Linked DNA regions of Homo sapiens: regions 2, 3 and 4 are each linked to region 1. Evidence: chromatin loops called from intact Hi-C (ENCODE). Cell type or tissue: heart right ventricle. All regions are shown on one strand.

What was found. Hi-C counts contacts between places; a loop is a spot of excess contacts. Peaks named below come from ENCODE experiments on the same cell type or tissue, not always from the same donor. Only the 100,000 strongest peaks of a DNase experiment are listed, where the experiment ranks them.
Region 2: it touches region 1 in a loop (8-fold over the local background); 22 of 110 quality-filtered maps call a loop at or near these places.
Region 3: a loop joins it to region 1, with 7 times the contacts of the local background. A loop is called at or near these places in 36 of 110 quality-filtered maps.
Region 4: a loop joins it to region 1, with 2.6 times the contacts of the local background. A loop is called at or near these places in 32 of 110 quality-filtered maps.

Annotation. Positions count from the first base shown.
Region 1 is chr3:128,967,788-128,972,787 of GRCh38, reverse strand. CFAP92 (cilia and flagella associated protein 92 (putative)) reads left to right here. Exons shown (of 16, transcript NM_001394090.1): 8 at 1,355-1,501. Among named protein-coding and RNA genes, the nearest start is that of CFAP92, 24 kb to the left of the region's middle. In heart right ventricle, CTCF peaks have their summits at 2,125 and 2,331 (motif pointing left); a DNase peak (open chromatin) is centred at 1,167; H3K27ac peaks cover 1,654 bases.
Region 2 is chr3:129,051,406-129,056,405 of GRCh38, reverse strand. It overlaps a transcript of GP9 not described here. Among named protein-coding and RNA genes, the nearest start is that of GP9, 6.9 kb to the left of the region's middle. RefSeq lists an enhancer at 2,582-2,631. In heart right ventricle, a CTCF peak has its summit at 2,871; DNase peaks (open chromatin) are centred at 2,655, 3,505 and 4,212; H3K27ac peaks cover 2,850 bases.
Region 3 is chr3:129,085,442-129,090,441 of GRCh38, reverse strand. It overlaps RAB43 (RAB43, member RAS oncogene family), which reads left to right. Exons shown (of 3, transcript NM_198490.3): 3 at 1-2,870. It overlaps ISY1-RAB43 (ISY1-RAB43 readthrough), which reads left to right. Exons shown (of 13, transcript NM_001204890.2): 13 at 1-2,870. Among named protein-coding and RNA genes, the nearest start is that of GP9, 27 kb to the right of the region's middle. RefSeq lists an enhancer at 1,448-1,992. In heart right ventricle, no CTCF peak of the experiment used is centred here; DNase peaks (open chromatin) are centred at 2,340 and 2,969; H3K27ac peaks cover 1,490 bases.
Region 4 is chr3:129,072,879-129,077,878 of GRCh38, reverse strand. It overlaps LOC124906368 (small nucleolar RNA U13), which reads right to left and starts at 3,784; the gene lies at 3,677-3,784. In heart right ventricle, no CTCF peak of the experiment used is centred here; no DNase peak of the experiment used is centred here.

The sequences.
Region 1 (5,000 bases):
TGCCTCCCAGGTTCAAGTGATTCTCCTGCCTCAGCCTCCCAAGTAGCTGGGATTACAGATGCCCGCCACCACACCTGGCTAATTTTTTATTTTTAGTAAAGATGGGGTTTCACCATGTTGGCCAGGCTAGTATCAAAATCCTGACCTCAGGCGATCCACTTGCCTCAGCCTCCCAAAGTGCCAGGTTTACAGGAGTGAGTTACCACACTCGGGCGAAACATCACCTCTTAAAAAAAAGAAAAAAGAGGCCAGGTGCGGTGGCTTACACCTGTAATCCTAGCACTTTGGGAGGCCAAGGCAGATGGATCACCTGAGGTCAGGAGTTCGAGACCAGCCTGGCCAACATGGTGAAACCTCATCTCTATTAAAAATACAAAAATTAGCTGGGCGTGGTAGCACGCGCCTGTGGTCCCAGCTACTCAGGAGTCTAAGGCAGGAGAATCACTTGAACCCAGGAGGCAGAGGTTGCAATGAGCCTCGATCGTGCCATTGCACTCCAGCCTGGGCAACAGAGTGAAACTCCGTCTCAAAAAAAAAAAAGAAAGAAATCCTTCATCCAGATGTCAGTATAGTCTCCTAGATATTCTTCTGATGATTTTAAAGTTTTTGTTTTATACTTTTAGTCTGGAATTCATTTTGTATATGCCGTGAAGTAATTCAATAACTTAATTTGCTCCCATATGGATAATCAATATAACTTATCCACTGATTTGAAATGCCACTTCTGGCATCTGTTAGGTTCCCCTATGTGTTTGGGTCTGTTCCTGGGCTTTCTCGTCTGTCCCATTGGTCTTGTCTTGATGACCGTAGATTTATATGTGTTCTCATCTCCTTTTCCTTCTGGTCTGAGCTTGGCACTGAGCTGAGTGTTTTATGTAGCGTTGCTAATTTCCTCTTCTCAGTGTCCTAGAAGGCAGGTGCTGTTGCCCTCATATAACAGGTGAGGTTACTGAGGCTCAGACTGTGGGCTTTTGTTTGTTTAAGAGCAGGGTCTCTTAAAAAAGCCCACCGTCCACCCTGCACTGACATTAAGAGCTGACTGGAAGAGAGCCTTGAGTGTGTTATGGCATCATTGTCATGATGACCTTAGTTCTCTTCTGTCTGTGTTCTCAGTTAGCAGAGGCGGGGAATGAGAGGCCCTCACCCTATTACTACATATAACTGGCAACGGGCCTGCCATCTATATTTAGCCACCACTTCTGGTTGCTGGGAAGAGGCAGTCACACAAAGAATAACCCCTGCCTTCTAGGAGCTTCCAGAACCTTCCTGAATCTCTGTAGCATGTTCAGGTCCACATATGGCAGCTCAGATACAGTCTCCTCTTAATGCTCATCTCCTTTGTTTGATTTCACAGTTAAAGGGAAAGATTCAGAGGGAAGAAGGAAAATCCAGAGGAGACATAAGAAGCCCCTGGCAGAAGAAGAGGCAGACCCCACGCTGACAGGCCCCAGGAAGCAGAGCGCTTTCTCCATCCAGCTGGCCGTCATGCCGCTCCTTGCCGGTACCCACTGCTTGCCCTGTTCCCAGCAGCTCCTGCTTGTCTTGTGGCCAGAACGGCCATAAGCGGATGCTCCTAATGACAACCCTGCTGCGTGCCACCTCATTTCATCCTCACAGCCACCTCAGGAAACTCAGGGGAATTGGCTTCATAGTACAGGGGGAAACAAAGGCCCAGAGAGGGTAGCTACCTTGCCTGAGATCACACAGCTAGGAAATGTGAAGCCTGGACTTGAACCCAGCTCTGTTTGATTCCAAAATCCAAGGAAGCCTATGGGAATATTAAATGTCATCATTGTGTTTGTTAAGAAGATGCTGCTTTTAATAAATGCTTTCCTACAGATTTTTACAAAAACATCTAGTAAAGGGAATGAGGAAAGGGAACCCTTTTTGACTGAGCCCCTCTGGGTGCAGGCACTTCCCGTGTGACACATCACTTACTTCTCAGACCAAATTCTGACCCACTCAGCCAACCTGTGGTGTGGTGGTGGCTGTGGTGGTTATCATAGTTACCATTTTTTTCAGTGAGGAAAAGAACTCAAAGAGGTTAAGTAACTTTCCTAATCCCACACAGCTCAGTGGCCAAACAGGGATTTAATTATTTTGCTTTATAAGATCTACCACAATTTATGAACTGGACTTTATACATACTGGTAAATCATAACTAAATATTATATCAATATGTTTTGATGATTGAAAGCTCAGCATATATTTTGGTAAAATTATGTTGCTTTGTTCCAAAAAAGAGTAATATGGGGTGAACTCCCCCCCTTTTTTTTTCTTTTTAGAGAAAATTCAGACTTTGTTCGTTTTTTTGCCATCACGTGTCTTGTGCGCCCTCTCCTGGCTACTCTGCAGAAGCGCGTGCGTTGGTCTTTTCTGAGCTGGAACCAGCATTCATAGAGAAGGGGGCAAAAACCCCGTAAGTCAGAGCCTCCAGTTCAGTTCCACAGGTGCCAGTCGTCATCCTCCTCTCGCGCTCTTGGGTTGGTGTCAATTCAGTTTGAGAAAGTGCTATTAACTTTTCAGTTTGCACTTTTTTTTTTTTTGAGATAGGGTCTTGCTCTCTCACCCAGGCTGGAGTGTAAGTGACATGATCATAGCTCACTCCAGCCTGAAGCAAGCCTCCCGCCTCTGCCACCCGCATAGCTAAGACTACAGGTGCACACCACCACACCTGGCTATTTTTTTTATTTTCTGTAGAGACAAGGTCTTGCTATGTTGCCCAGGCTGGTCTCAAACTCCTGGTCACAAGTAATCCTCCTGCTTCAGCCTCTCAGAGTTCTAGAATTACAGGCATGAGCTGCCGCATTTGGCAGTTTGCAGTTTTAAATGACTTTTTGAAAATGATACTTCACCTACAGCTTGTCCTTCCTGATCACCTTCACTTTCTCGTAGCATCAGAACCTCTTGAGAGGCAACAGTGACAGAGAGTAAACTTTCAGAGGGTCTTACCCCACCCCACGCTCCAGCCTGACCCTCCAGCATACCTATTGCACACAGTAGCTTTGAGCGAACGCCTTTGCTAGCTGCTTCCTTCGTCCTACAGTCCCAAGGAGGAACCCATGATCCTCCTGGGGGAGCGTACCATGGGACCTGCCCCGCTTTGGATTTTACTGTGAGAGGAAAAAGAAGTTCAACCATTTGGGCCTGCCTGGCATGACTGTTTCCAGCAGAATGAAGCCAGGACATGGTCCCCTCTCTCTTTTTTTTTTTTCGAGATGGAGTCTTGCTCTGTCGCCCAGGCTGGAGTGCAGTGGCGCGATCTCGGCTCACTACAGCCTCTGCCCCCCCAGGTTTAAGCAATTCTCCTGCTTCAACCTCTAGAGTAGCTGGGATTACAGGCGCATGCCACCATGCCAGGCTAATTTTTGTATTTTTTGTAGAGATGGGGTTTCACAATTTTGGCCAGGCTGGTCTTGAACTCCTGACCTCGTGATTGTCTTACATGTCCGTGTGAAGAGACCAAACAGGCTTTGTGTAAGTAACAAGGCTGTTTATTTCACCTGGGTGCAGGCAGGCTGAGTCTGAAAAGAGAGTCAGCAAAGGGTGGTGGGATTATCATTAGTTCTTACAGGTTTTGGGATAGGCAGTGGAGTTAAGAGCAATGTTTTGGGGGCAGGGGGTGGATCTCACAAAGTACATTCTCAAGGGTGGGGAGAATTACAAAAAAACCTTCTTAAGGGTGGGGGAGATTATAAAGAACCTTCTTAAGTGTGGGGGAGATTACAAAGTACATTGATAGTTAGGGTGGGGCAGAAACAAATCACAATGGTGGAATGTCATCAGTTAAGGCTATTTTCACTTCTTTTGTGGATCTTCAGTTGCTTCAGGCCATCTGGATGTATACATGCAGGTCACTGGGGATATGATGGCTTAGCTTGGGCTCAGAGGCCTGACAGTGATCCACCTGCCTCAGCCTCCCAAAGTGCTGGGATTACAGGCGTGAGCTACCGCACTGGACCTAGCCTCCCCTCTCTATAACCTGCCCCGTCATGTACAATGCTGTACAGTGCAGGGGTTCACATGTAAGAACTTTGGTGACCAAAACACTTTGATCATGGCTCAGCCACTTACCAGCAAGTTACCTACTTTCTCTGAGTCTCACTTTCCTCCTCTGTGAAATGGGGGTGATTACTCCTACCTCAGAGCGTTGTTTTAAGGATCACAGGAGCTGACGTGTGTAAACTGCTAGCACAGTGGGACCCAGGGGGTGCAGGTGTGGAGGCAGCAGCTGTCCTGAGGCCATGTGTGTGGGCCGCTCCATTATACCCATGACATAGCCTATGGTCATCGACAGAGAACGGGTCAGCTCAGCAGGCCAGTTGTATGTCTGGTTTTGCCAGAAACTAATAGCATAAGATTATTTACTGTAAGCCCAGCATAATTATTTTTGGTAATCATCTTCAATTTCAAATTAGGCCATAGATCATGTATGTATACCTTATTAGTAAATATTGGTTGGCTAGTAACCCAGTAAGATTCTAGAAAGATTCTGTGTCTGGGAATGAGCTCTTATTTTAAAAGGATAGTATTGCATAGCGGAGGGGCCCCACTTAGCCCAACAGAACTGGTTTGGATGCTGGTTCTACAACGTATTTTCTAAGAGACCTTGGATGATTGCGTCAGAACTCTGGGCCTCATTTCCCCCATCTGTAATGTGGAGATGACAGCAACCACACAAGGTTAAGGATGAAATGACATTAGCGCATGTTTGGGACTGGCTGTTGGAGGAGCACAAACATTCCCTTACACCATTCCACTCTTAACCAGGGCTCTTAACTCAGGGGGCTTGTGTCTGCTGGGGACACTTGGCTGTGTGTGGAGGCATTTTGGTTGGCACGACTGAGAGTGGGATGCCACTGGCATCTAGTAAGATACTGTTAAACATGCCATAATGCACAGGACTGTCCCCTGAGCAAAGAATGGTCTGCCCCAACTGTCAGCAGTGTGGAGGCTGTGAGCCCGCAGCCTGGAATTCTGTTCTGGTGTATGTCTCCCTG
Region 2 (5,000 bases), 84 kb before region 1:
ACAATTTTTCCTTCTCATGGGAAGCAGAGGGGATTAAGAGGCAGTGATTATTAGGTAGCATTTTTAGCCTGTGTGCAACCAACAGGAAATGGGTAACCCTGTCTGCCACTGTTGGACCCCCTTGGAACAGAGCCTCTGCTTGCTGGATCTTTGCAGATGCAGGTCTCCGTCACCCCGGCTGTTCTGAGCCAGCCTGTGGAGCAGCCTGCCTTGCTCTGAAACCTGGTTTTGCTACTTACTTGCTCTGTGACCTTGGGCAATAGTCTTAGCCTATCTCTGCCTCAGTTTCCTCATCTGCAGAATGGGGAAAATCAAAGACCCCACCTCCCAGACTGCTGTGAGGAAAGAGTGAGATAAGCCTGACAGGTGCTTTGCTGGGGGTCTGGCCACAGCAGGCACTGTGGAAGTCATCATGGGCAGGGGCCACTGGCACACTGTCAGGGAAGAAAGGGGGGCCTGACAGCCAGGCGTGATGGCTCACGCCTGTAATCCCAGCACTTTGGGAGGCCGAGGTGGGCGGATCACTTGAGGCCAGGAGTTCAAGACCAGCCTGGCCAACATGATGAAACTGTCTCTCTACTAAAAATACAAAATTTAGCTGGGCGTGGTGTCACGCGCCTGTAATCCCAGCTACTCGGGAGACTGAGGCAGGAGAATCGCTTGAACCTGGGAGGCGCAGGTTGCAGTGAGCCGAGATTGTACCATTGCACTCCAGCCTGGGCAACAGAGCAAGACTCTGTCTTAAAAAAAAAAAAAAGAAAGAAAGAAAGAAAAGAAAGGGGGCCCTCACACCCTTTGACGTACCTTCTCGTGTCTGAGGATTTTTGTCTCTTGTGATTAAAAGGATTAAACACAGTCTAGCTTGGCACAAAGATACCCCTCCCCAGCTGAAAGCCCTAACCATGGGACTTCGACCTGCCTCTCAGCCTTGCTGTCTGGCCCTTCAGCTCAGTGGCTGTATCTGGTCAGAAATGAATGATGATGCTTTATTTGCTATGAACTTATTGTGATGTTAGTTTGTGTGTATGACAGGTGAGACTGGTTTCTCAATTAAATTCGAGCATACAAACTTTCTTTCTTAAAATACATTTATATACATTTAAAAAGAGAACTGATTCTAAGAAAAATATTAAGTGTAAACTAAAAATAAAATTATAAGCCCCTGCCAAACTGAATGGACCCCTTTATGGCCAAGGGGACCCCAGAAAAACTTTAAAACTGAGCTTCCAGCCACGACAGGACAGGAGGTCAGAAGCCTCGTTATACCTCCTCCTTTTTGTGCTTCAGACACAACAACTGACCAGCATTACTGTTAAAATAGAGATAGACAAAATAGAGATAGTAAGACTGACATGACCGACTCTTTGTGGCAAATAAGACGCTAAATTATAAACAGAACCTAAGGCCATGCCAGGCAAGGGTTAAGTCAGTCACCCCACACTTAAAGAATGAACCTGTTCTCACTGCCACAAGGCTTTTCTTTTTCTCTAGCAGCTAAACAAACACTGGCCTTGAGATAAGCAATACTGAAACAATTTGCAGTTCCACCAGATGTGACTAACTGACCCCCAACTCCTGTTCCACCAGCCATAACTGCAAGAGACTGATTTCAATAACTTTCTCCAGATAAGAAGACCACTGACCATGGTCCACCCCAGCCTGTTTACAGAGGTTGCGCACAGAGTGCCTTTGTGTCCTGAAAAGCCTTTTGACATATAGGGCCTAACTGTAATATGTTTATATGTTCAGTCTCCACCCCAGAGCAAACATGGGTCATATATGAATTTGTTAGGAACACCTAAGTGTTTGTTCAATATGAATGTGTTAGGAACACCTTAATGACTACTCTTTTTTTTTGTTTTGAGACGGAGTCTTGTTCTGTTGCCAGGCTGGAGTGCAGTGACGTGATCTTGGCTCACTGCAACCTCTGCCTCCCGGGTTCAAGCGATTCTTCTGTTTCAGCCTCCCAAGTAGCTGGGACTACAGGCGCGTGCCACCACACCCAGCTAATTTTTGTATTTTTAGTAGATGGGGTTTCACCATGTTGGCCAGGTTGGTCTTGAACTCCTGACCTTGTGATCTGCCCACCTCTTCCTCCCAAAGTGCTGGGATTACAGGAGTGAGCCACTGCGCCCGGCCATGACTATTTTTTTCTTTGTTTTTGTGACAGGCTCTCTCACCCAGGCTGGAGTACAGTGACTCAATCTTGGCTCACTGCAGCCTCAACCTCCTGGGTTCAAGTGATCCTCCCACCTCAGCCTCCTAAGTAGCTGGGACCACTGGCACGTACCATTACCCCAGCTAATTTTGTATTTTTGGTAGAGATGGAATCTCACTATGTTGCTCAGACTGGTCTCTAGCTCCTGGGCTCAAACAATCCTCCTGCCTCAGCCTCCCAAAATGCTAGGATTACAGATAGGAGGCACAGTGCCTTTATGAATATTCATAGCTCCTCCTGTAGCCAGTTGAATATGTATGTTTAGCCAGACAGGTCAGCATAAAGCTCCTGCCCCAACCCCTCCTCTTTCAAAGTGCTCGGCCATTGGCACACTTCCCAGCCTGCAGATGGCCACCTTGTAGGCTGGCACCTTTTACAGGAAATAAAGGCTTCTCTTCTTCTAAATGTATACGTGTGTGTGTGTGTGTGTGTGTGTGTGTGTGTGTGTGTGTGTGTGTGTGTTTTAACACAGGTAATAGCACAGATGATGGGAAGATGTGGCAAATACCCACGGCAGGGGCCGTGAGGGGGCAGGGGTTCATTCGGAGAAGTTAAACTTGGACTCCCGGAGCTCATGCTTGGAGGCGCTTTGGAACCGTTTACCATTCATTTTTCCTCTCAGGGACAGCATTTGCCACCCAGTGGAAACAGTGTGAAATTACAGGACATTTTTTGCCGTGGGGAGAGCAAATTAAGGTCAATGGAATGATTTTCTTTTTTTTGCCAGAAGTTGAGAGAGAGGACATTAGTTAGAATTTCCCAGAAAACATTTTTAATGTGTTGCAGGCCATCTGAACAATCCCAAAGAAGCTCTTATAGAAAAAAGGCTAAAGGAGAGTGGAAGATGTGAAGTCTATGCATAAATGTTCGATTCTCCTATTTTTTGAAACCTTGTAGGATGACTGCCCCTCTCCGCCTCTCTATGCATCTAGGCCTGGCTTTGTGGGCATGGGGCTGGGGTAGCTGCAGGGGACTCCCTGCTCAGAAGGGCCCTGTGCCTGGGGTTGTAAGCTCTGTGGCTGCTGTCTTGAAATTCATAACAATTTTATCTTTAAATTTGTATTTTGTAAGGGAAGTCTGATGGGACTGTAGGCATGCATGGGGGACTTGGAGCCTGGGCCACAAGCGGTGCCCCTCCCAGCACCTCCTTGCCTTTTGACTATCTGGGCCCCTGCACCCTATCCCCTCACCCCCACCCCAGGGCCTGAAAAAGTATGCACTCCCCTGACCCCTGTATCTCTGCATCCACGAGTGCCCCTTCAGCTGGCTCCATGCCTGGGAACCCTTGTACTCCTTCCAACCTGCTAGTGATTATTGTCAGGGCTCCAATGGTTACTGGTAAACATACAAGCCTGCCACAGCGCTCCCTGTGACAGCTCAGTGGGTAGCGTGGAGGACTGCGAGAATCTGCCACAGACATATGTGCGTAGCCCCTATGCTCTGATGGAGCATGAGTCTCTGTTAGGAAATTTGTTATTACTGCTCCATGACAAACCATCCCCCAAAACTAGCAGCTTCAAACAATAGCATTTTTAATTTTAATTATTTATTTATTTTAAATTTTTTAGAGACATGGTCTCACTCTGTCACCCAGGTTGGAGTGCAGTGGTGAGATCCTAGCTCACTGCAGCCTGGAACCCTTGGGCTTAAGAGATCCTCCCACCTCAGCCTCCTAGGTAGCTGGGATCACAGGCATGCACTGCCACAGCCAGCTAATTTGTTGTTGTTATTGTTGTTGGAGATGGGGTCTCCGAAGGTTGAGCTGTTCTCAAACTCCTGAGCTCAAGTGATCTTTCTGCCTTAGCCTCTCAAAGCACTAGAATTACAGGTGTGAGCTACCATGCCCAGCTCAACAATGACATTTATTTACTTATTATCTCACTTGTTTCTGTGGGTCAAGAACTTGGGAGTGGCTTAGCTGGGTGGTTCTGGCTGTTGCAGTCAAGATCTCAGCCCAGTGAGACCAGCATCAGAGGACTTGGCCTGGGCTGGAGGAGACGCTTTTGAGATGTGAGTCGTGGCTGTTGGCAGGAGGCCTCAGTTCCTTGCTGGCCATTGACAGGAGACTTCGGTGACTCTCCGTGTGGCTCTCTGCACAGGGCAGCTATCTTTCCCCCAAGCAAGGGATCTGATGGAGAGCAAGGAGGGAGCTGCCAGGCCTCTTATGACCTGGTCTCAGAAGCTGCACCAGCAACTCTGCCACACTCTGTTTATTGGTGAGTCATAAAGTCTATCTAGCTCACTTTCAAAGGGAAAAGTGTTAATGAGCCTTTACGATTTTTTTTTAAGAGACAAGGTTTTGCTCTGTTGCCCACACTGGAGTGCAGTGGTGCAATCATGGCTCACTGTAATCTTGAACTCCTGGGCTCACATGTAGGCTTCCCATCTTGAAGGAGGAGACTTTGTGCATATATCTTAACAGGAAATTTTCAAATTCAAGTAACTGCAAGGCTTCTATCAGAAAATAAAGCTCTAACCTTTACGGAGAGGCATCAATCAAGGGATTAATTAGTTACTAGTAACTAGTAGTCCCTAGGACCCTCAAGTTACAGGAACCTTTTTTTTTTTTTTTTTTTGAGGCAGAGTCTCACTCTGTCACCCAGGCTGGAGTGCAGTGGTGGGATTTTCGCTTACTGCAGCCTCTGTGTTCTGGGTTCAAGTGATTCTCATGCCTCAGCGTCTCAGCCAGCTGGGACTACAGGTGTGCACCATCACACCCAGCTAATTTTTGTAGTTTTAGTAGAGACAGGGTTTCGACATATTGGCCAGGCTGGTCTCGAAC
Region 3 (5,000 bases), 120 kb before region 1:
CACAGCTAGGTGGGGTCACGGCCCACAGCTAGGTGGGGACTGTCTGCTGGCTCAGGGCCCAGTGTTTTGCCACTCAGGTTGCAAAATTAGCTAATCCTTCAGTGCCAGCACTCAGAAGTCTGGCAGGTGGGGGAATGAGATGAGAAAGTGGACATTTAAGGTCCAAGTAGAAGCTTGCATCCTTGAGGCTCAGGGATGAGAGGGCACCGCAAGGCACCCAGCCTTACCCCACAAGCAGGAATCCTGCCAGCCGAGCGTGGGTCCCAGTCTATGGAATCGAGTCTCCCAGACAAAAAAGGAGAGGCCCTGGCGGTCCTTGGCCTGGCCCATTTTATTCCCTGGACCCTTAACTGCCTCACCCTGAGCTGGGCACCAAGGTTAGAAGGCAAAAGTGGGGTAGGGGGATGTGGGAAGCAGCATTGTCCTCTGGGCATGTGGCTCAGAGGTATCACAGTGACAAAAGAGCCAGGGCTAGGGCTGGAGGGGCCAGGTGATCTTCCTTAGCCAATCCCAGTCCGTCTGTGTCAGCCCAGCTCTGCCTCGCAGCCCCCTCAGCATGGGTGCCCCCAGAAGTAAGCAGCTCTTGGACCCACGAGCAGGGCTGCGTCGGTTTGTGGTCTAGCTCCCAGGGGCAGGCCAGGCATGGCTCAGTGCAGTCCCTGGGCCAGTGAGAGGCCTCCCCCATGCCTCCCTGCCCTCTGCACTAAGCACTTTCCAGGCAGGCCTGGCCATAGGGCAAGAGCAGGCCTTACAGCAGTGCCACGGTGACCCAAGAGGCAGGGTTGGGGCCTGGACAGGGTTTCCTCTGCTGAGACTGAGACAAGCAGGGCTTGATGCTGGTGGTGGAGCCAGCATCTCACCTGCCAGGCTTCCTTTTGGGCAGGGAGGCTACCTGTGGAATGGCTGAGCCTGGTTCTGCAGGGGAGGAAGGCTGCCAGGAGCTGAGGGGCTAGCACCTGCATTGAGGGGAGTCTGGGTGCATCAGATTGGGGGGCGCCAGAGGCGAGGCTGCCTGGCTCCCTTTCTCAGCAGCTTTGCTTGTGGCAGGGGTGAGAGTGGAGCTGAGTGGGGTCTGGGCTCTGCCCCTGCGCCTCCACTGCAGTGCCTGGGCTCCCCTTGCAGGGCAGACAGTGCCTGGCACTGAGGGGTGCCCCCAGACCCCGCTGGGACTGGATGTGCCGTGGGCAGTGCCTTCCTCCAGCCTCACAACCTTTCTGCTGGGGCTGAAGTTTCTGGGGTCACATGGTCAGAAGGGGCTGAGCTGGTCTTTCACTGCAGGCCCACTCTGAAAGAGAAATCCCATGAAGCCTGTCCTTGCAGAGCCCCTCTGTTTTTGGGGGAACAGGGAGCATTCACAGGGTCTTGGGAACAAAGGCCTGGGCCTCCCCGTTTGAATTTCAGCCCCAGTTCCAGGGCAAGTCCCAGCCACCCAAGCATACTTACCAGTACTGCCCACCACCACCCACTGCCCACCTCTAAGAAGCCCGGCTCTCCTACTCTGCTTCCAGGCTGGGGCCTCACAGGTGGGGCTGTTACCTTCCTCAGGGCTTAGGGAGGGAGGGAGGACATGGACAGGGCCTTCCACCCTGGCTCCTTCACAGGGATGGTAGCTGACCGGTGATGGGTTCATTTGTCACCTTGGACTGTGAGCCACTTCCACTTCTCGCCCCCCAGGCAGGAGCACCCTCACTCCAAGGGCTTGGCCTGGAAAGGCAGGCTCACCTGGGACTCAACGTTCCTTCCCCCGCCGCCACTGTGCCCCCCGTCCCTCCACCCCAGAAGCCCTGACCTCATTTGGGCACCTTGCTGTCCTCTGGGCTTCTCCTCTGCCCAGGTCACCCTGTGGCAGGCCTGGGCCCTCAGGATGTTTCAAAGGCTCCACAGCTCCACCGCTCCACCTGGCTTCACTCCAGCACCCTGTCCCTGGAGCACCTCTGTCCTGTCTGGGCCAACCTGGTCTCCCTGCCCCATGCCCTCCCCTGGCTCTTAGCAACCTGCCCTTTTATTCATGCCATTTGGGGTCACAGATGCCTAGCTGGACACAGCTCCCAGAACTGGCTCCACCCTGGGGCCTTGCCCCTAGTACCCCCTGGCAGGAGCAACCCACCCCATGGTCGAGGTTCCCCTACCCCTGGATCCTGGACTGAAGCCATTTCCTACAGAGAAGCGTTCCCACCCCCTCTCAGGCACAAAAGCCGGTGTCCAGGGACTCAAGACCTGTACCTGGGGTTGCAGGGGCTCCTGCCCTGCTGTATCCCACCAGGAGGGGGCCCCACTGCCCTTCCGGCCCTTAAAACTGGGCTGGGAGAGAAGACGGGGAAGTGTGTGAGACAAAACAAAGCCGGCTTGTTTCCTCCCCTTGGCAGGCTAAGCTCTCCCGGCAGCCCGGGCTCTGGGGCGGAAGGAGAACAGTGTCATCTCTTCCTTTGTTGATAAATTGCCAAAGAGTGGGAACAGGTGGGGTCAGGGGCCAGAGTGCAGGGGAGGGGGCAATGGTGGAGGTGGCGGGGGGAAGCAGAGGGAGGTGGGCTGAGGCCTCGGTGGGGCCAGTGCGACGCTGGCTTAAGGAGCTGGAGGGGTTCCTAATACACATTTAATTCAGTTTCTCTTCCCTAAGAGGCTGCCGGAGTTGGGGCCTCCTCCAGCAGAGACCCTCGGACCCCTGCAGGGCCTGGACTTGGGGTGAACAGGGCTTCAGTCAGCGCAAGTATTCCATTTGCATTTGGTAATTTTTCATGCCACCTATTTATGAATATATAAATCTTTATACCAAATCTATTTTTTAAAACATGGAAAAGTTGCCTTTATGGAAACTTGGCAGAGCCAGAGTGTACACATTCCTAAACCATTAAACAGATTTCTATAACAAGCCACTGCGCCCAGGACTGGTTCTCTGATCTTTGAGCCCAGAGGCGGCCCAGGTGGCCACGTGCCTCAACTAGTCTCCAGGCCCGGGGTGGTAGACAAGCTGCCCCCTGCCAGTCTGCCACCCAGAGCACTGTGAGACCTTCCCTCTGTCCCTAAACCCTTGGGGGACCCCCCTGAGCAAGAAGCAGTTGGTGCCTGAGGGGCAGAGGAAGCTTGGGCTGGGTCCCTTCTCTGGGACACCCCAGGTTCCTCCCATTGGGTTTGTGTTGGAGAGGGCTCTTTGGTGATTGGCAGGGGCACCCTCACCCCGACCTCCCCATGAGGGAAGCGTCACTCTCCTGAGCACACAGGCCTGGATGAGGAATCCCTTGCCCGGGTCTTGTAGCCACATTGATCCCACAGTGGCAGGAACAACCCACCCCATGGTCGAGGTTCCCCCCACCCCTGGATCCTGGGCTGAAGACATTTCCTACAGAGAAGTGTTCTCACCCCCTCTCAGACACAAACGCCAGTGTCCAGGGGCTCAGGGCCTGTGCCTGGGCTTTGGGGGGCTCTGACCTGTTGTTATTCCGAGTTAGGACTTAAGAACACCATGAGGGGCTCTTGCTTCTGTGATGTGACCAGCACAGAGATGTTACCAGGCACACAGTAGATGCTCAGCTTAGAGAAGTGCCTGAATCAGGTCTCTGGCACTGGGAAGCCCATGAAATCCATAGCCTGCCCACCAATATAATCAGGGGTCTATTCCTGGTCACTCAAATAAGGGGTTTTCTGCCGAAAGGGACTCTTAAACAGCAGGGCTGCTGGTTGGTCACCCTGAGGAAGAAGAGGGGGGCCTAGCAGTGCTGCACCACCTTGCCAAGCCTGAGACAAACTGACATGATGGGGCTCATAGCAGCCTGCCGTTGAAACCTAGGTGTGCCCTGACTGTCCTGTGGTTCTGGGCAGGTCACTTCTCCTCTCTGGGCCTTGGTTTCCTCAAACCTGGGATCCTATTCCCTGTCCCATTTGCATCCCGGGGAGCCCTGAAGAGACCCCAGGAGGGGAGTGCTTTATGCACTGAAGGCCTGGAACAGGGCACTGGAGGAGGAAGACCCAGAGCCCTGGCTCTCAAGACAGGCCTGGCTCCAGGCACCTGCCATCCTTCCCAGGGAGAAGGAAGGCCTGATGTCTGAACTCCCTCTTCTCTTCTGAATGCCAGGAAGCACCAGAGTGCGCGTGTGCCCCTTGTAAGTCAAACCCATAACCAGGCCTGTCTGAGCCCGGCCATCCGCACGCTCCCAAGAGGCTCAGACCTGGGTCAGTCTGTCCCTAGGGCCCTCTGAGGCCTCTACCCAAACAACAGGACTGCCCAGACCCCAGAGCAAACAGACAGCACAGGTCCACTCCTTGACTTCAAAGTATGGAAGCTGAGACTGGATCCCAGAGAGTCTTGCTCAAAGCCCCACGATGTTCACTTCTGAGCCCCCACCTGCACGCCCAAGCTGGGTGCTGGGTCCCAGAGGTGAGTCTGCCTTGCTGCCTCCAAGGGCTCCCAAAGCTCCAACCTGGACCCCACTCCTCCCTGCACACATTTGCCGCTGGGATTGGCCAGCCCCGCCCTCAGGGAAGCCAGGAGGCAGGGGGGCCCCTTCCCTGTCCTCACCTTCACCCTGGCTACTCCCATCCCCACCCAGCCCACCCACCTCCTGCCTGGGCCTCTGCCCCAGCCTCTTCCTGACCTGGTCCTGCCTGGGCATCTCCTTGTGGCTGCAGAGAGCATCCTCAAGCAAGACCCCTAGCCACAAGGTCCCGACTCCCTCACTCAAGACCTCTTCCACGGTCCTTGTGGCCCTCGGGCTCCTTAGAGAGGGCCCAGCATTGGCCACTCTCCCCTGACCTGGCCACACACAGCCACACGCTGCTCTGCCACCCCCAGTCTGAGCTGCTCCCCGCAGACCGACCATCTCAGGCCTCCTGTGGTGTAATGGGCTTCTCCAAGCCAAGAGTTCCTGTTCCCAAACATCCTGAGCTGGAGCCCCAGGCCCCAGGAACAGCCATCTGGCCCTGACCCTGAGCTCCCAGACACTCCTATGACCCTGCAGAGGGCAGGAGGCCAGGCCCCATCTTGCCCAGGGGTTGCAGCCGCTGAC
Region 4 (5,000 bases), 110 kb before region 1:
AAGCTAATTTTTGTATTTTTAGTAGAGATGGAGTTTCACCCTCTTGGCCAGGCTGGTCTCGAACTCCTGACCCTCAAGCCTCCCAAAGAGCTGGGATTACATGAGAGAGCCACTGCACCCGGCCATGCCAAGTATATGATTAAGCAAACAAACATTACAGACTGTGATGGTTATTTTGTGTGCCAACTTTGCTGGGCCCTAGTATTGAGATATGTGGTCAAATATTATTCTGGGTGTTTCTGTGAGGGTGTTTTGGATGAGATTAGCATTTCAACAGTGGACTTTGAGAAAAGCAGATTGCCCTCTGTAATCGGGTGGGCCTCATCCAGTCAGTTGAAGGCCTGAAAAGAACAAAAAGACTGACCTCCCCTGAGCAAGAGGGGATCTGCAGCAACAGCCTTTGGACTTGACCTGTGATTCTGTGTCCCTGGCTCTCCAGACTGCTGGTCCAGCACGCAGGTTTTCGACTTGCCAACCTTCATCATCATGTGAACGAATTCCTTCAACTCTCTCTGTACACGCTTCCTATTGGTCATTTCTCTGGAGAACGCTGACTAATACACGGATGCCAATGTTTATTTTCCAGGGGACATTCAGACACAGGGTCAATTCTTTGCACTCCAGAGTATTTGTAATGATGATTTCTGCCCTGCTGACTTTTTTCCTTTCTTCATCCAGCACTTTAGGGCCAACTTTATTTTAAGTGGGGTGGGGAGAGGAATGAGAAGGAAGAGGGAAAATTCTTGCTATTGAAAATGCATCTGGGGGCCAGGTGAGGTGGCTCACACCTGTAATCCAGCACTTTGGGAGACCAAAGCAGGTGGATCACCCGACGTCAGGAGTTCGAGACCAGCCTGGCCAACCTGGTGAAACCCTGTCTCTACCAAAAGTACAAAAATCAGTCGGGCATGGTGGCAAGTGCCTGTAATCCCAGCTACTCGGGAGGCTGAGGCAGGAGAATCACTTGAACCCGGGAGGCGGAAGTTGCAATGAGCTGAGATCACTCACTGCACTTCAGCGTGGGCAACAGAGCAAGACTCCATCTCAAAAAAAAAAAGAAAAGAAAATGCATCTGGGGCCGAGCATGTTGGGTCATGCCTGTAATCCCAGCACCTTGGGAGGCAAACATGGGTGGATCACTTGAGCCCAGGAGTTCGAGACCAGCGTGGCCAACATGGTGAAACCCCATCTCTACCAAAAATACAAAAATTAGCTGGGTGTGGTGGCGCATACCTGTAGTCCCAGCTACTGAGGAGGCTGAGGCAAGAGAATCGCTTGAACTTGGGAGGCAGAGGTTGCAGTGAACTGAGATTGCTCCACTGCACTCCAGCCTGGGCAACAGAGCAAAACTCTGTCTCAGAAAAACAAACAAACAAAAAACAAAGAAAATGCATCTGAACTTTGACTCTCCAAATGAACTTACTTTATTTTATTTATTTATTTATTTATTTATTTTGAGACAGGGTCTCACTCTGTCATTCAGGCTGGAGTGCAATGGTGCAATCTTGATTCACTGCAACCTCCCTCCGCCTCGTGCCTCAGCCTCTCGAGTAGCTGGGATTTCAGGTGTGTGCCACCACGCCCAGCTGGTTTTTGTATTTTTAGTAGAGACAGGGTTATGCCATGTTGGCCGGGCTGGTTTCCAACTCCTGGCCTCAAGCAATCCACCCACCTTGGCATCCCAAAGTGTTGGGATTACAGGTGTGAGCCACTGCACTTGGCCAAACTTTACTTTTTCCCAAATCAACTTTGGGGATTCTGTCCCAAGAAAACACATCTAGATGTGGAAAAATTTTTATGTACAAAGAATTCAAATACAATGTGCTATGGTTTCCTTTTTTTTTTTTTTCTGACGGAATTTCAGTCTTGTCATCCAGGCTGGAGTGCAATGAATGGTGTGATCTTAGCTCACTGCAACCTCTGCCTCCCAAGTTCAAGCGATTCTCCTGCCTCAACCTCCCAAGTAGCTGGGATTACAGGTGCCCACCACCATGCCTGGCTAATTTTTGTATTTTTAGGAGAGATAGAGAGTTTCACCATGTTGGCCAGGCTAGGCTGGTCTCAAACTTCTGACCTCAGGTGATCCGCCCACCTCGGCCTCCCAAAGTGTTGGGATTACAGGCGTGAGCCACTGCACCTGGCCTGGTTTGCTATTTGACCCCTCCAAATCTCATGTTAAAATGTGATCCCCAATGTTGAAGGTGAGGCCTGGTGGAAGGTGGGTCATGGGAGCGCACCCCTCATGGCTTGGTGCAGTCCTCACACTAATGAGATAATGAGTGAATGCTCACTATGTTAGTTCCCAAGAGACCTGATTTTCAAAAAGAGCTGCCTGGCAACTCCCTCCCCTCTTTCCTGCTCCCTCTCTCACCGTGTGACCCACCAGCTCCCCTTCACCTCCAACATGAGTGAAAGCTTCCCTGAGGTCTCACTAGGAGCAGATGCTGGCGCCAGGCTTCCTGAACAGCCTGCAGAACTGTGAGCCAAATAAACCTCTTTTCTTTATAAATTACCCAGTCTCAGGTATTCCTTTATAGAGACACAAACAAACTAAGACATAATGCCATTTGTGGGGGCAGGGGGGACTTGGAAACAACCTAGATATCCCAGAAAAGGAGTGACATAGAAATGATCTTCATGAAGGATTTGATTGAAGTAGTGATTGGAATTCTACTATTGATTGGAAAATGCCAGTAAGTGAAATAAGCTGAATAGCTGTTTATCATTGCAATTTCACACCCAAACTTAAATGTTCCTCAATAAAAGATGAATTAATAAAAATAAAATGAATGAATACAATAAAATTAAAAATGACTAAGTAGGCCAGGCATGGTGGCTCACGCTTGTAATCACAGCACTTTGGGAAGCCAAGGTGGGTGGATCACTTGAGCTCAGGAGTCCGAGACCAGCCTGGCCAACATGGCAAAATCCTGTCTCTACAAAAATATATTAGCCAGGTATGGTAGCGTGCTCCTGTAGTCCCAGCTTCTCAGGGAGGCTGAGATGGGAGGTTAGCTTGAGCCCAGAAGGTCGAGGTTGCAGTGAGCTGAGATCGCACCACTGCCTCTCAGCCTGGGAGACAGAGTGAGACTCAGTCTCAAAAAAAAAAATTGACTAAGTAGAAACAGATGAACCATGAAAATATGTTCTCAATTACTCTCATAAATAAAATAATCGTAAATATATATTTAAATATATGGGTGTGTATATACACACGTACCCACCCACATATGTATATATACACACACATTTTGGGGAGAAAGCCTGGAAGGATATTCAGTCAAAGTTAGGAAGAAATCTGTCTCTGGAGGGGGCTGGATTTCAATTTCAGGCCTTTTATTATTATTATTATTTTTTTTTTTTTTTTTTTTGAGACGGAGTCTCTCTCTGTCACCCAGGCTGGAGTGCAGTGGCGCCACCTCGGCTCACTGCAAACTCCGCCTCCCGGGTTCACGCCATTCTCCTGCCTCAGCCTCCCGAGTAGCTAGGACTACAGGCGCCCGCCACCACGCCAGGCTAATTTTGTTTATTTTTAGTAGAGACAGGGTTTCACCATGTTAGCCAGGATGGTCTCGATCTCCTGACCTCGTGATCTGCCTGTCTCAGCCTCCCAAAGTGTTGGGATTACATGAGTGAGCCACCGCGCATGGCCTAGGCCTTTTATTATTATTTTTCATGTCTGGTAGGTAATGTGCTGACATCATAACAAGGTTTGAGAAAAGAAGTTCTCACTCACACAAGAATGAGAAAAGCCAATCATCACACTTATAAACTACAAAAGGCTCCTAATTTTTTTGCAGTTTTAGAGAAAAATTTTTGGTTATGATCATGAATTAGTTATATATAGCCAGGAAAATCAATAAAGCTATTTCCATTTTTTAAAGAAGGGAAAAAGTTGGGCTAGATAATTTGTGTGGTTATGATCTCAACTATATACAACTGTTCGGAGAAGGACACCAGAAGGAAATACCGCAATGGCGAGCCCCATTGTTCCCTCCGTGACTTCACGCTGGTGTGTTTACTTTCTAGGAATGTATCTTTTCCAGAGGTAGAAAAGAGAAAAGCTGGGATGCTTAGACTAACTGTGTGTTAATAGTGACTGTCTTTGGCTAAAGGAGCTTACAGAGATTGCTGTATTACTTAAAACAAAATTATTACTATGTATTGTGGTAAAACATACATGGCATGGGCTGGGCATGGTGGCTCAAGCCTGTAATCCCAGCACTTTGGGAGACAAAGGCGGGTGGATCACTTGAGGTCAGGAGTTCAAGACCAGCCTCGTCAATATGGCAAAACCCCATCTCTACTAAAAAAATCCAAAAATTAGCTGGGCAAGGTGGCGCATGCCTGTAATCCCAGCTACTCAGGGGGCAGAAGAATCGCTTGAACCCAGGACGCAGAGGCTGCAGTGAGCCAAGATCGGCCTGGGCGGCAAAGCGAAACCCTGTCTCAAGAATAAACCCCCAAAACAAACCATACATGGCATAGTATTTATGAGAGAACATAGTATTTTGAGAGAAGCACACCTCACTCACACAAGAGCAAGAAAAGCCAATCATCACACTTTTAAACTACAAAAGACTCCTAATTTTCCTAATTTTAAGCATCCATAAAATCCGTAAAGTGGAGAGTGCAGGGACCTTAAGCACATTCACACTGCTGTGCCACCATGAACACCATCCATCTCAGAATGCTTCCGTCTTCCCAAACTGAAACTCTGTCCCCACCAAACTCCCCGTGTGCCCTCTCCTCCAGCCTTGGTGGCCACCACCCACTTTCTGTCTTGGAATGTGACCACTCTAGGGCCCCCAGGCCATATTGGTTCCTCTTCTGGGCATGCTCATAAACTTCTGTCTTGGTGCAACGAAGTTGGGCAAGAGCTGAAGGAGGAGGCTCGGTCCTGACCGAGAGCCTTGCAGGGGTAAAACAGCACCTGCACAGCTGGGTAGGGGTCCAGGCAGTGCTGACCCAGTGTCCATGGGACTCCAGGAAAGAAAGCA